2 separate regions of the Homo sapiens genome follow, and region 1 is linked to region 2. Evidence: read pairs that join two places in POLR2A ChIA-PET (ENCODE). Cell type or tissue: Caco-2. All regions are shown on one strand. Links, peaks and the distances in the headings refer to the core of each region. The heading gives the core; the rest is flanking DNA.

Region 1 (2,500 bases), core at 1-2,500, 480 kb before region 2:
CACCTGTTTTAGTTATAGTAGTTAATGTTTTGAAATTCCAAATAATATTAAGGTAGGGCGTGTGTTAAAAGAAAAAGAGAGGCCGGGTGCGGTGGCTCACACCTATAATCCCAGCACTATGGGAGGCCGAGGCAGGAGGATCACATGAGGTCAGGAGTTCAAGACCAGTCTGGCCAACATGGTGAAACTGCGTCTCTAATAAAAATACAAAATTAGCCGGGTGTGGTGGCACATGCCTGTAATTCCAGCTACTCGAGAGGCTGAGGCAGGAGAATCGCTTGAACCTGGGAGGTGGAGGTTGCAGTGAGCCAAGATCATATCATGCCACTGCACTCCACCCTGGCTGATGGAGTAGGACTGTCTCAAAAAAAAAAAAAAAAAAAAAAAAAAAAAGAAGAAAAAGAAAAGAGGTTGGGAAACACCAGTGTAAGAGAATTTTTAAAAATGTCAAGAAATTAGAGACTAGATTTTTGTCTCCAGACAAAAATACATATAGAAGGCATTTGATCAATGTTTTGAATGGAACAGAATAAATAGCTAGAATAGCATGATGGTCTAAACTTTAAATGGAAAAGTAAACTTGTAAATCCCCAAACACAGTAAGATACCTTTGCAACTCTCAGCAACATTGCCTTAAACAATTAAAGAGACAGGATCTCACCGTGTTGCCCAGGCTGCTCTCAAACTCCTGGGCTCAAGCGATTCTCCCACCTTAGCCTCCCGGGTAGCTGGGACTATGGGTGTATGCCACTGTGCCTGGTTAAGCACATATATTTTATATTAAGCACACATATTTTTATTCTGACATTTTGTGTTTCCAGCTCTTACTACCTTTGCAATTATCCATCCTTCTTCATCTCCATCTTCTGGTGTCTTCCACACAATAAACAAAAAAGCAGGAATATATGCTCAGATTGAGAACTGCTGTGACCCCTGAGTTTCTTTCTCCACAAACGGAACATACAAAGACAGCTAAGATTTTTCAATTTAGAGGTTTTTGGTTTTAGATTACAGAAATACTTCACTTCATGACATTTTCACAGAACATGTTGTTTCCTATCTGCTGTCAGTTTATAAAGCACTGATAAGCTTCAAATCAATCAGTTCTCACAGCTGGAGGTAAATGGAAAGAATGCCTATAGTACAGGCCCTCCTGCCCATCAGTTCCACATGTGATGGATCTACTGAGTCTAAGGAAGACCTACCTCAAGCTTCAGAACATCATGCTGCAGTTTACGCTGAAATTCGAGGAAGTTTTTGATTGTCAGCTTTCCCTTCAGATCAGCTCCAAAAAAGTAGGTTGTGAGGGCTGAACACAAGCCAGACTTGAGGGTGTTGCCAGTAGTTGGACGATCTCTGTGGCGCATACCCATACTGGTTTGGGAGCGAATGATGCTCTGAACCTAATACAGAATCAAACCCACATCCAGAAAAATATTAGGAAGTGAGAAAACATAAACATAGAAAAGCAAGAATCATAACTATTGTTTACTATTTGCCTACTCTGTATTATAATTATCTCTTTTAATGCTTACAACAATTTTTTTTTTTTGAGACAGAGTCTCTCTCTGTCACCCAGTCTGGAGTGCAGTGGTACAAAATCAGCTCACTGCAACCTCCACCTCCCGGGTTCAAGCAATTCTCATGCCTCAGCCTCCTGAGTAGCTGGGACTATAGGTACACACCATCATGCCTGGCTAATTTTTTGTATTTTAATAGAGACAGGGTTTCACCAGGTCGGCCAGGCTGGTCTTGAACTCCGGACCTCAAGTGATCCTCCCACCTTGGCCTCCCAAAGTTCTGGGATTGCAGGAGTGAGCCACCGCGCCCAGCCTACAATAATCTTATAGGTGCTATTATTATCCTTATTTTATAAATAAGATTGAAGCACACGGAATTAAATAACTTGCTCAAGGTCAAGTGGCTGGTAAGTAGCAGAATTAGGGTTCTAACACAGACAGCCTGACAACTTTATAATTGGGATCCTCTTAGAAAATCTCTGTTCAGGAAAGGATGAACATTTGTTTTGGAGACTCAAAAACTCTCTCATGACCAGGTGTGGTGGCTCATGCCTATAATCCCAGCACTTTGGGAAGCTGAGGTGGGTGGATCACCTGCGGTCAGGAGTTCGAGACCAGCCTGGCCAAGATGGTGAAACCCCATCTCTACTAAAAACACAAAAATTAGCCGGGTGTGGTGGTGGGTGCCTATAATCCCAGCTGCTCAGGAGGCTGAGGCAGGAGAATCACTTGAACCCAGGAGGTGGAGGTTGCAGTGAGCCAAGATTGTGCCACTATACTCCAACCTGGGTGACAGAGCGAGACTCCATCTCAAAAAAAAAAAAAAAAAAAAAGAGACAGGGTCTTGCCTGTCATACAGGCTGGGGTGCAATGGCACGATCATAGCTCACTGCAACTTCAAAATCCTGTGCTCAGGTGATCCTCCCACCACAGCCTCCGGAGTAGCTAGGACTACAGGCACATACTACCAATCCCAGCTA
Region 2 (10,134 bases), core at 3,610-6,109:
TAAAAATTCTCTTTAAAAAATAGACTGATATTTATTTTTATTTATTTATTTATTTGTTTATTTTTGAAACTTAATCTCGCTCTGTTGCCCAGGCTGGAGTGCAATGGCACGATCTCGGCTCACTGCAACCTCTTCCTCCAGGGTTCAAGTGATTCTCCTGCCTCAGCCTCCCAGGTAGCTGGGATTACAGGGCGCGCCACCACGCCCGGCTAATTTTTGTATTTTTAGTACAGATGGGGTTTCACCATGCTGGCCAGGCTAGTCTCAAACTCCTGACCTCAAATGATCCGCCGGCCTCAGCCTCCCAAAGTGCTGGGATTACAATAGACAGATATTTAAAGAAACTTTTAAGATACTCTTGGAACTAAATCCAGGAAGAAATTCATTTTCAGGATCTTTTATTAAAGTGTGAAAGCGTGAACAGTATCATTATAGAAACTACTCCATTGACCCAACTCCAGAGACCTTCATGAGGCAGATAACTCTTCAGTCGTTGTTCCCTCGAGGGACTTCTTCCGGAAGCTGAGAGGCTGTTGTCCAGCCACTGGGATTTCTGGGATTTTTCATTTTTACGTTGAAAGAGAGCTAGAAGAATCTGAATGCAATTAACCTGTTCACTAGACTGTCTTTCTCATAACGTTTATAAAATTTGTTTGGTACCTACCATGCTTTATATATACCACTGATTCTTTATGTATATTATCTTTAATTCTCACAACACCTTTGCAAGGTGGGTATTAGTAACATTATTTTTACATATTTGAGGAAACTAAGGTTGAGAGAGTCAGATAACTCACCCAAGGTCACCAGCAATGGGATATTTTCTCCTAAATTCAAACCCATGATTTTTCCATTACTATGCTTATTTCTCAAAGTCTGGTTCAAAGACTACCCATTAAAAGTGCACTTCCAAGGTCTCACCACAGACCTACTGCATCAGAATCTCTGGAGGTGGAAAAGGTTATCTATATTTTGGAAGCGATTCTCAAGGAAATCTTGTTTGCATTGGCACAGACTCCTTTTTTTTTTTTTTTTTTTTTTTGAGGTGGAGTCTCGCTCTGTTGCCCAGGCTGCAGTGCAATGGTGAGATCTCAGCTCACTGCAAGCTCTGCCTCCCAGGTTCACACCATTCTCCTGCCTCAGCCTCCCGAGTAGCTGGAACTACTGGCACCCGCCACTACACCCGGCTAATTTTTTTTGTATTTTTAATAGAGACAGGGTTTCACCGTGTTAGCCAGGATGGTCTCGATCTCCTGACATCGTGATCTGCCTGCCTTGGCCTCCCAAAGTGCTGGGATTACAGGCATGAGCCACCGCACCCAGCTGGTAGAGACTCCTTAATAACAGTTGTGCTAGGTATGCCATTGACACACGCTGGATCTTGTCATATTTATAGCCCAGTTGTTTGACAAGTACAGATTTTGTGTGTTGGCATGAGAACAAATTACTTTAGATATGAGAAGCACGGAAAACAATGTTGACATGCTATCATGGGCTACCAGGATACATACACAGTTTTATCTGCCTGCATAATTTAACCTGTGGGCTGAAGTTCTCTAAGAATGACGTCATAGAATGGCACCCCTTTACCTTGGCTGTGCTTTGCAATCACCTGGGAAAAATGTTAAAATACTGATGTCTGGGGCCAACCCACAGAAATTTTGATTTAATTGATTTGGTGCCAGGTGTTGTTAAAGCCCCTCAGGTGATCTGAAGTGTACCCAAGTTAGAAACCCACTGTTTTAAATAGTAGTTAGTACCTATCAAAGGTAAAATCTGGCTGGTGCCGTGGCTCACGCCTATAATCCCAGCAATCTGGGAGGCCAAGTTGGGAGGATTGCTTGAGCCCTGGAGTTGGAGACCAGCCTGGGCAAGATGGTGAGACTCCCTGCTCTACAAAAAGTTACAAAATTATCTGGGCATGGTGGCGCACACCTGTAGCCCAAGCTAACTGGGAGGCTGAGGCAGGAGGATCTCCTAAGCCCAGAATCTCCTACTAATCAGAAACACCTGGGGTGGGGCCCAGAGATCTGGTTGAATCTGCCCTCCAGGGGCTTCAATTCACAGGTGAGTTTGAGAACCACTACTTAAAAGACGAGCACGGTGCATGAGAGATGTGTCACAAAGCAAACTACAAAAGAGCAGACTCGTTGTTAGGTGTTGTCTGTTCAAAAGATTGCTCGATTCACAATCAGTTTGAGAAGGTATTTTGTACTCTTTTGGGCACAGCCGCCAGGTTTTTGGCTCTACTGGGTTCCAAGGTAAGGAGGCATAACCGCCTATTTTTCTAAGTGTTTTTCAGGCCCCTCTTTGAGCAGGTTGTTTTACACAAAGTGAGAAGAGTTATTTGCCTTTCTCTTCTATTTACTCTTCCCATCCCCCACCAGTTGCTGCTGGCTTCCACCCTGCCCAGCCAGAGGCTCCGCAACTAAAATTTGCTTAAGTCTTTTAATGCTGTTTTGCTAGAGAAGGAAGAATAGGATTTGGTTCTTGATTTCCTAATAAAAATTCCTGCTGTTGCCTATTTGCTGAACTACAGATACTAGTCCTGTGTTGCCTTTAGGAAGGAAAACACCTGTGTTGATTCCAATGTCTGAAGTGAGTCAACCCCTTCCCTGTCCCATCCGTGCAAACAGTGTGAGCATAATCCAGTGGCAAGGCCTCTGCGTTGGTCCAACTGCCTTGGACAAATACATGGTTTTAGGGCCAGGTGGGTCCTAACAGACCAGGCATTTTTCTCTGTGAAACTTTCACAAAGAAGCTGCAGCATAGATGGTTAAAACATAGATGGTTAAAACATAGATTTTAACCATAGATTGTTAAAACATCTATGCTGCAAAACTTTGGGTCCTGATGCAATGATTAACCATTACCTCCTAGTCACTCTTAGTGTATAAGGAAGCGATTTTCCCCACTCAAAAAGGAATAGAGAGACTTAAGGGTGAGTCCGGGAAGTATGTAGTTTTTTTGTGCATCTCTTCAAAGCTGACTTTTTCTCTGTTGAGTATTTGGAGAAAATATTTCTCAAATGTGTTTTCCTGTTAGGCTAAATTGACTCACCATTTTCATTTCTAATCCCTTGATGAGATAGTTGATAAATTAAACCATAAAACTAATGCTACCTGAGACCTGAGACTGTGCATGCTTTGGAAAACGTTTTCATGCGCATTGGCAATTACACGATGCCACCCAGCTTCAAGGCCTGGGGCTCCACATTTTGCTCCCCTTACATTAACTTCCAGGGCCCCTGGGACCAGGGGCTCTGTGCCGGCAGCCAGGTGTGCACCTTATATCTGTGTACCCCCAGCCATATTCAGGCAAGGTAGGGGAAGTGCTCCTGCCAGCTCACAAATCTGCATCTGGCGCCAAGTCCAGGGGACAGCCCCGGGATCCCTGGTGAGCCACGAACCCTTCCTCTCCACAGCATGCCTGTCGTTGCCGAGGCTGCAGGCAGGGACAGCTCCCTTGAGAAAGTCCAGCAAATTGATGCCAGTCAGGGACTGAGAGCTGGGAGGACGGTGTGAACTGCAGCAGGGGGAAGGGAGAATTTGTTTCCAAGCTGAGCACAGAGCAGCTGAGGAGGTGGTTTTGCCCCATGGCAGATTTTTCTCTGAATGTTCGGCTTCAGTTTTCATCCCTGGGAACTCCTCACAGAGGCCTCTCATACCCACCCTCCTTCTTCCCACCCCAGGTACCCTTTTTTCCTAAGAACTGCCTCACAACAAACTCATTAAAATGGCCCAGGGAAGGTTTCCCAGATACAATACAGGAAGCTCAGTGAAATGTGAGTTTGAGATAAACAACGAAGAATTTGTCAGGATAAGTATGTCCCAGATATTTCACTGGACATACTTATACTAATGACTTATTTGTTGTTTATTTGGATTTCACATTTCACTGGGTGTCCTACATTTTTATCTGCTAAATCTGGCAGCTCTAAGTGGATAACAGGAAAAAGTGCAAGACAGATCGTGACCTCTCTGGGGCTGTCCATGGGTCCACCAGCAACAGTTTTTACAGAAAGAGAAACCGCACACTCACCATATCGGCACCTGTACTGACAGACTCCATTCTTCCCTCCCAGCAGCTCCAGAAAAGAATCGAAGTAGCTATTGACGGATTCAAAGCTTCCCCGGAGGTGCCGAAGGCCCCAGTCTGAATAGGACTCCTCCGTGTCAGGGCTCGTGTCGCTCTGAGCCAGGCCACCCCCAAGGCTGAGCCACAAAACCAAGAAGCCACTGGCCAGCTTCATCCTGCAGCCAGGTAGGTACTGGCTTCTCTCCTCAAACCCCAGCCAGTGTCCCAGAATTCCAGGGACAAACCCCCTACCCAGATGTCAGGCAGGACTGGGAAAGGGATTATCTGGAACATTCAATCTGTCTGTTCCCCAGAGGTGGACTTTAAACATAGCTATGGAGGTTGGGATGAGATCAGGGCAATTAGAAAGAGGGCAAAGGTTAGGGAGTGGGAGGGCCAGGGAGAGAGAACATTTCAAAGTGGATTCTACCACCCTGGAGGGAGGGAGATGTTAGCCAGCTTCTGAGACGCAGGAACGGTGAAGGATTCGGAGTTCTACCCCGACCAGCTTGTTAAGCTGTTGATCAGTTACAAGTGTGGCTCTTCAGGGCCAGCCTCTTGATAGAAGAGCTTGACCGAAGGTCCTAGCCACACCCCTCAGCCAGCTACCTACATAGTCTCCAAGGAGAGTCAGGAGGATGTGTACAGGGCCCAGGAAAGCCCCAGCGGTAGGAATTAATAGTCACTTTACCAAGGGTCACGATAGTGTCAGAGTAGGTACCAAGTGTGTGTTAAGCAGAAGTTCAGATTTGAGACCCCAGCTTCTGCTGTGGAACCCACCTGGCTCTGACGCATAAATCCTCTAATTTGGCAGAGCTCCCAGATGTAGCCATCTGAGTGCAGGGACATTTTGGCTTCTATTTACAGCAGTATCTCTGTTTACACTCAGCATAAGTGGATCATAAGACAAGATCTACAGATGGTCCAAGGACAATTCTGGGGGCACTCGGCTCTCCTGGTGGTGTTTTTCCTTTGAGTTTCTTAGAAGTCAGAGGGTTTATCAAATAGTCTATTTGGGAGTGTAGGCTTTTAAGACTGTTGACTGAAGTCTAGTGTTTTGGCATCGTTTTCAGTTTAGACTGCTTTTAGTCGTGTGAAGAAATGCCATCTATAAAATCACTAGTCTAGGACCGGGCATGGTGGTGCATGCCTGTAATCCCAGCATTTTGGGAGGCCGAGGCGTTTGGATCACCTGAGGTCAGGAGTTTGAGGCCAGCCTGACCAACATAGCGAAACCCCGTCTCCACTAAAAATACAAAAATTAGCCAGGCAAGGTAGCAGCCGCCTGTAATCCCAGCTACTAGGAAGGCTAAGGCAGGAGAATCACTTGAACCCAGGAGGCGGAGGTTGCAGTGAGCCGAGAGCACGCCATTGCACTCCAGCATGGGCGACAAGAGCGAAACTCTGTCTCAAAAAAATAGTAATAATAAAATAATCACCAGTCTATAAAAATGATACCTTTATGGACCACATGAATCATTTAGCTCCTTTCTCAAATGTTTGTCTGGAAAGCCCCATGGAAAATAATGAATTAAATGAATTAATTTCTTCATTTTCAGTAAATGTGTTTGGCTGAAGACTCAGACTCCAGGAAGGGCAGTGGTTAAAAATTATTCATAGTCACAACAATGCCACCCAATATTTTAAAGCATCTATACTTTTTCAAACCACTTTCATGCATATGCACATACACAGAGGCACACACATACACATGCACATATGCACAAATGTTCATGCCAGTTTCATGAAGCAGATTAAATAGTCCCATTTGGGGGTGAGAAAACTGATGCAGAGGGTAAGTGACTTGATCAAAGCTGGACAGGCTATCAATGGGAAAGCTGGCACCAGGGCCAGCTACATAATTTGTAGGGCTTCACCAAAACAAAACTGCAAATGCAGAGCTCCTTTTCCAAAAGCAGGGGAACTTGCCATTAAAATACTAACTATAGGCTGGGCGCGGTGGCTCACACCTGTAATCCCAGGACTTTGGGGGGCCGAGGCAGGTGGATTGCCTGAGGTCAGGGGTTCAAGACCAGTCTGGCCAATATGGTGAAACCCCGTCTCTACTAAAAATACAAAAAGATTAGCCCGGCGTGGTGGCGTGCACCTATAATCCCAGCTACTCAGGAGGCTGAGGCAGGAGAATTGCTTGAACCAGGGAAGTGGAGGTTGCAGTGAGCCAAGATCGTGCCACTGCACTCCAGCCTGGGTGACAGAGTGAGACTCTGCCTCAAAAAAAAAAAGCTAACTATAAAGCTTTTTCCTTTAAAAAATGTTTTATTATTTGTAAAATATAATAAGGTTAATAGAGATACATGAGTATCAATATATACATAAATTTTTTAAAAATTGGTGTCATAATTTTATATAATACTATATATTACTTTATAAGTATGCAATATTTTGATCATAGGATTTTTCTGACTTTTCTGAAAATTCATTGATTAGGTCATCAAAGTTTATACTTCTAACAACCTAATTTTCAATCAGTGTAACTGAAAGTGATGTCAGTTGCTCTTGGCAATTGTAAGATGGCAAGAAATATTTGATACTTTTTTGTTTTGAGAAGGATCTTTTTGCTGATGCAACTGTTACTAGAGCTGTTAATAGTATTGTCCCCCCATTTCTTGAAACTTTATACATGTTTAAATTGTGGTAAAATATACATAACATATTTACCATTTTAACCATTTTTAAGTGTGCAATGCAGTGGCATTAAGAACATTCATACATTGTTGTGCAACCATCACCACTATCCATCTCCAGAACTTTTTCATCATCCCAAACCGAGACTCTGTTCCCATTAAGTGATAAGTCCCCATTCCCCTTTTCCCCAGCCCCTGGCAGCCACTATTCTACTTTCTGTTCTTAGGAATTTGCCTATTCTAGGTACCCCATATAAATGGAATAATATAATATGTGTCCTTTTGTGTCCAGCTGATTTCACTTAGTATAATTTTAAGTTCATCCATGTGGTATGTATCAATACTTCACTGAGAATACTGCTGCTATGAATACTGGTGTACACATACCCATTCAAGTCCCTGCTTTCGATTCTTTTGGGTATTATATACCTAGAAGTGGGTTTGCTGGATGGTAATTCTATGTTTAACTTTTGAAGAACCATTATACTGCTTTCCATAGTGGCTGTACCATTTTACATTCCTGCCAGCAATGGACAAGATTTCTAATTTCTCCACATCCTTGTCAACACTTGTTGTTTTCCTTTTTTTTTTTTGACAATAGTCATCCTAATGAATGTGAGGTAGTATCTCATGCATCTCCCTCATAATTAGTGATGTTGAGCATCTTTTCATGTGCTTATTGGCTATTTGTATATTTTCTTTGGAGAAACATCTATTTAAGAAGACCTTTGTCCATTTTTCAATTGGGTTTTTTGTTATTGTTGAGTGTCAGAAGTTCTTTATATACTCTGGATATTAATCTCTTATCAGGGCCGGGCATGGTGGCTCATGCCTGTAATCCCAGCACTTTGGGAGGCTGAGGTGGGTGGATTGCTTGAGCTCAGGAGTTCAAGACCAGCCTAGGCAACATGGCAAAACCCCACCACTACAAAAAAATACAAAAATCAGCCAGATGGAGTGGTGTGTGCCTGTAGTCCCAGCTACTCAGGGGGCTAAGCGGGGAGGATGGTTTGAGCCTAGGAGGTTGAGGCTGCAGTGAGCTGAGAATGTGCCACTGCACTCCAGCCTGGGCAAAAGAGCAAGACCCTGTCTCAAGTAATAATAATAATAATAATCTCTTATCAGATATATAATTTGCATACATTTTCTCCCATTCTCTTGGTTGCCTTTTCACTCTTTGGTAGTGTCCTTTGCACAAAAGTTTTAAATTTTGATGAAGTCCAATTTATCTATTTTTTTGTTCTTTGTTGACTGTGATTTTGTGTCATAGCCAAGAAAGTGTTGGCAAATCCAAGGTCATGAAGATCTTGACCCTATATTTTCTTTAAGAATCTTAGAGTTTTAGCTCTTATGTCTTTGATCCATTTTTAAAAATGACATAACACGGTCGGGAGCTGTGGCTCACCCCTGTAACCCCAGCACTTTGGGAGGCCAAAGCGGGGGTGGATCGCTCAAGTCCAAGAGTTCAAGACCAGCCTGGGAAACATAGGGATGTTGTCTCTACAAAAAAATACAAAAAATCAGCTGGGCATGATGGCATTTGCCTATAGTCCCAGCTACTCTGGAGGCTGAAGTGGGAGGATTGCTTTAGCCCAGGAGGTGGAGGTTGTGGTAAGCCAAGATTGTGCTACTGCACTCCAGCCTGGGTGACAGAGCAAGACCCTGTCTTAAAATAATAGTAATAATAGTTTTATTTATGTTGCTAGGATTGAGATCCAAGTATATTTCTTTGGAATTATAGGGTTTTTTTGTTTGTTTGTTTTTTGTTTTTTGTTTTTGAGACAGAGTCTCACTCTGTCACCCAGGCTGGAGTGCAGGCTGGAGTGCAGTGGCACAATCTTGGCTCACTGCAATCTCCACCTCCTGAGTGCAAGCAATTCTCCTGCCTCAGCCTCCCAAGTAGCTGGGATTATGGGTGCCCACCACCATGCCCAGCTAATTTTTGTATTTTTAGTAGAGACAGGGTCTTACCATGTTGGCCAGGCTGGTCTTGAACTCCCGACCTCAAGTGATCCGCCCATCTCAGCCTCCCAAAGTGCTGAGATTACAGGCATGAGCCACGGTGCCCAGCCTGGAATTATGGATCTTCTGTGTTGGCAGGAATATGAAAGTTAATCTTGTCCAGCAGGTCTTCTAATACTTGAATCCCCTCTATGCTGATCAGCTTTCTTTGTAGCTTCAGAGTTAGCTATTACTTTTTTAATATGTAAAGAGGGAATGAATACGTTTTAGTTAGAAAATTTAAATATGCTTTTTTTTTTTTTTTTTTTTTTTTTTGAGGCAGGGTCTCACTCAGTCACCTGGAGACAGTGGTTTGATCATGGCTCACTGCAACCTTCACTTCCTGGGCTCAAGCAATGCTTCCTCTTAATAAAAAGAAAATGTAGCCTATTGTGACCCCCAGTGTTTTTCTCAAAATCGTAAAGAATGAAGCAAATGGATTTCTAGAGAAAGAATATGACACACTCCCTTCCTGAGTTGTTTCTACCTAGACTCTAAGGTTTGACTTCTGCAGTTGCTGACATGGCATTGTTATGATGAGAGATGCTGTCAGTTCTGAATGAGAAACAGAAGAATATTGTTGGAACACATAGAGAAAAATTGAGCATTACTTATTTACAAGATGCTTTTCTCTATGTGACAACCAGCATTCACTACCTAAATTAATAGCATATTTTAGAAATCGGCCTCTTTATACCATGGGTTTTCCAACTCAACAACTTGGTTAGAAATTTAGTGAAGAGAACAGGGTATTTCTGAATATCAGTCTCATGAATTCTAGCTACACTTTACATCTGTTTTTATCAAACTCTTGGGTTCCAAATGTCTTTATTCTTTCACAAAGTTTTCCTCCCTATTTCCATATAGAAGTTTTTGGAATACCCTTACTTTATGTATGAGAAAGGATGAAAAGTAATGAGACCAATTTCATCAATAATGTACATGTTAATGAACATTGACCTTCAAAGTTAGTTAAAACTTGTCTTGGGGGCCCAGTGTTGTCACTGCTAAAAATAGCTCAAAGATGTTTCAGAACTACTTTATGAGCCACATAGCCTGTTCCACTGCACTGAGGCTAGATTGGTTGTTCTCAACCTTCTTTCACATTAGGATCACATAGGGAGCTTTAAAAATATGATGTCCAGGCCTGCCCCTAGAAATTCTGATTAATTTATATGGGATTTGATTCATTTTGAGTTAATTTTTGTATGTGGTGTAAGGTAAGGTATCAAATTCATTCTTTTTCACATAGGTATCCAGTTTTCTTAGTACCATTTGTTGAAAAGACTGTCCTTTCCACCATCAAAAAGTCTTGGCATCCATGTCAAAATCATTTAACCATATATGTAGGGGCTCTTTATTCCATTCCATTGGTCTGTATGTCTGTGTATAAGCCAATACCATACTATTT

What was found. Peaks named below come from ENCODE experiments on the same cell type or tissue, not always from the same donor. Only the 100,000 strongest peaks of a DNase experiment are listed, where the experiment ranks them.
Region 1: POLR2A ChIA-PET joins it to region 2 with 16 read pairs; 2 of 35 experiments call an interaction of 5 or more read pairs at or near these places.

Annotation. Positions count from the first base shown.
Region 1 is chr10:72,473,895-72,476,394 of GRCh38, forward strand. MICU1 (mitochondrial calcium uptake 1) reads right to left here. Exons shown (of 12, transcript NM_001195518.2): 8 at 1,206-1,403. Among named protein-coding and RNA genes, the nearest start is that of DNAJB12, 120 kb to the left of the region's middle. In Caco-2, for the core only: no CTCF peak of the experiment used is centred there; no DNase peak of the experiment used is centred there.
Region 2 is chr10:72,950,434-72,960,567 of GRCh38, forward strand. It overlaps PLA2G12B (phospholipase A2 group XIIB), which reads right to left and starts at 4,373. Exons shown (of 4, transcript NM_032562.5): 1 at 4,042-4,373. The coding sequence starts at 4,252. In Caco-2, for the core only: no CTCF peak of the experiment used is centred there; a DNase peak (open chromatin) is centred at 4,638; H3K4me3 peaks cover 1,435 bases.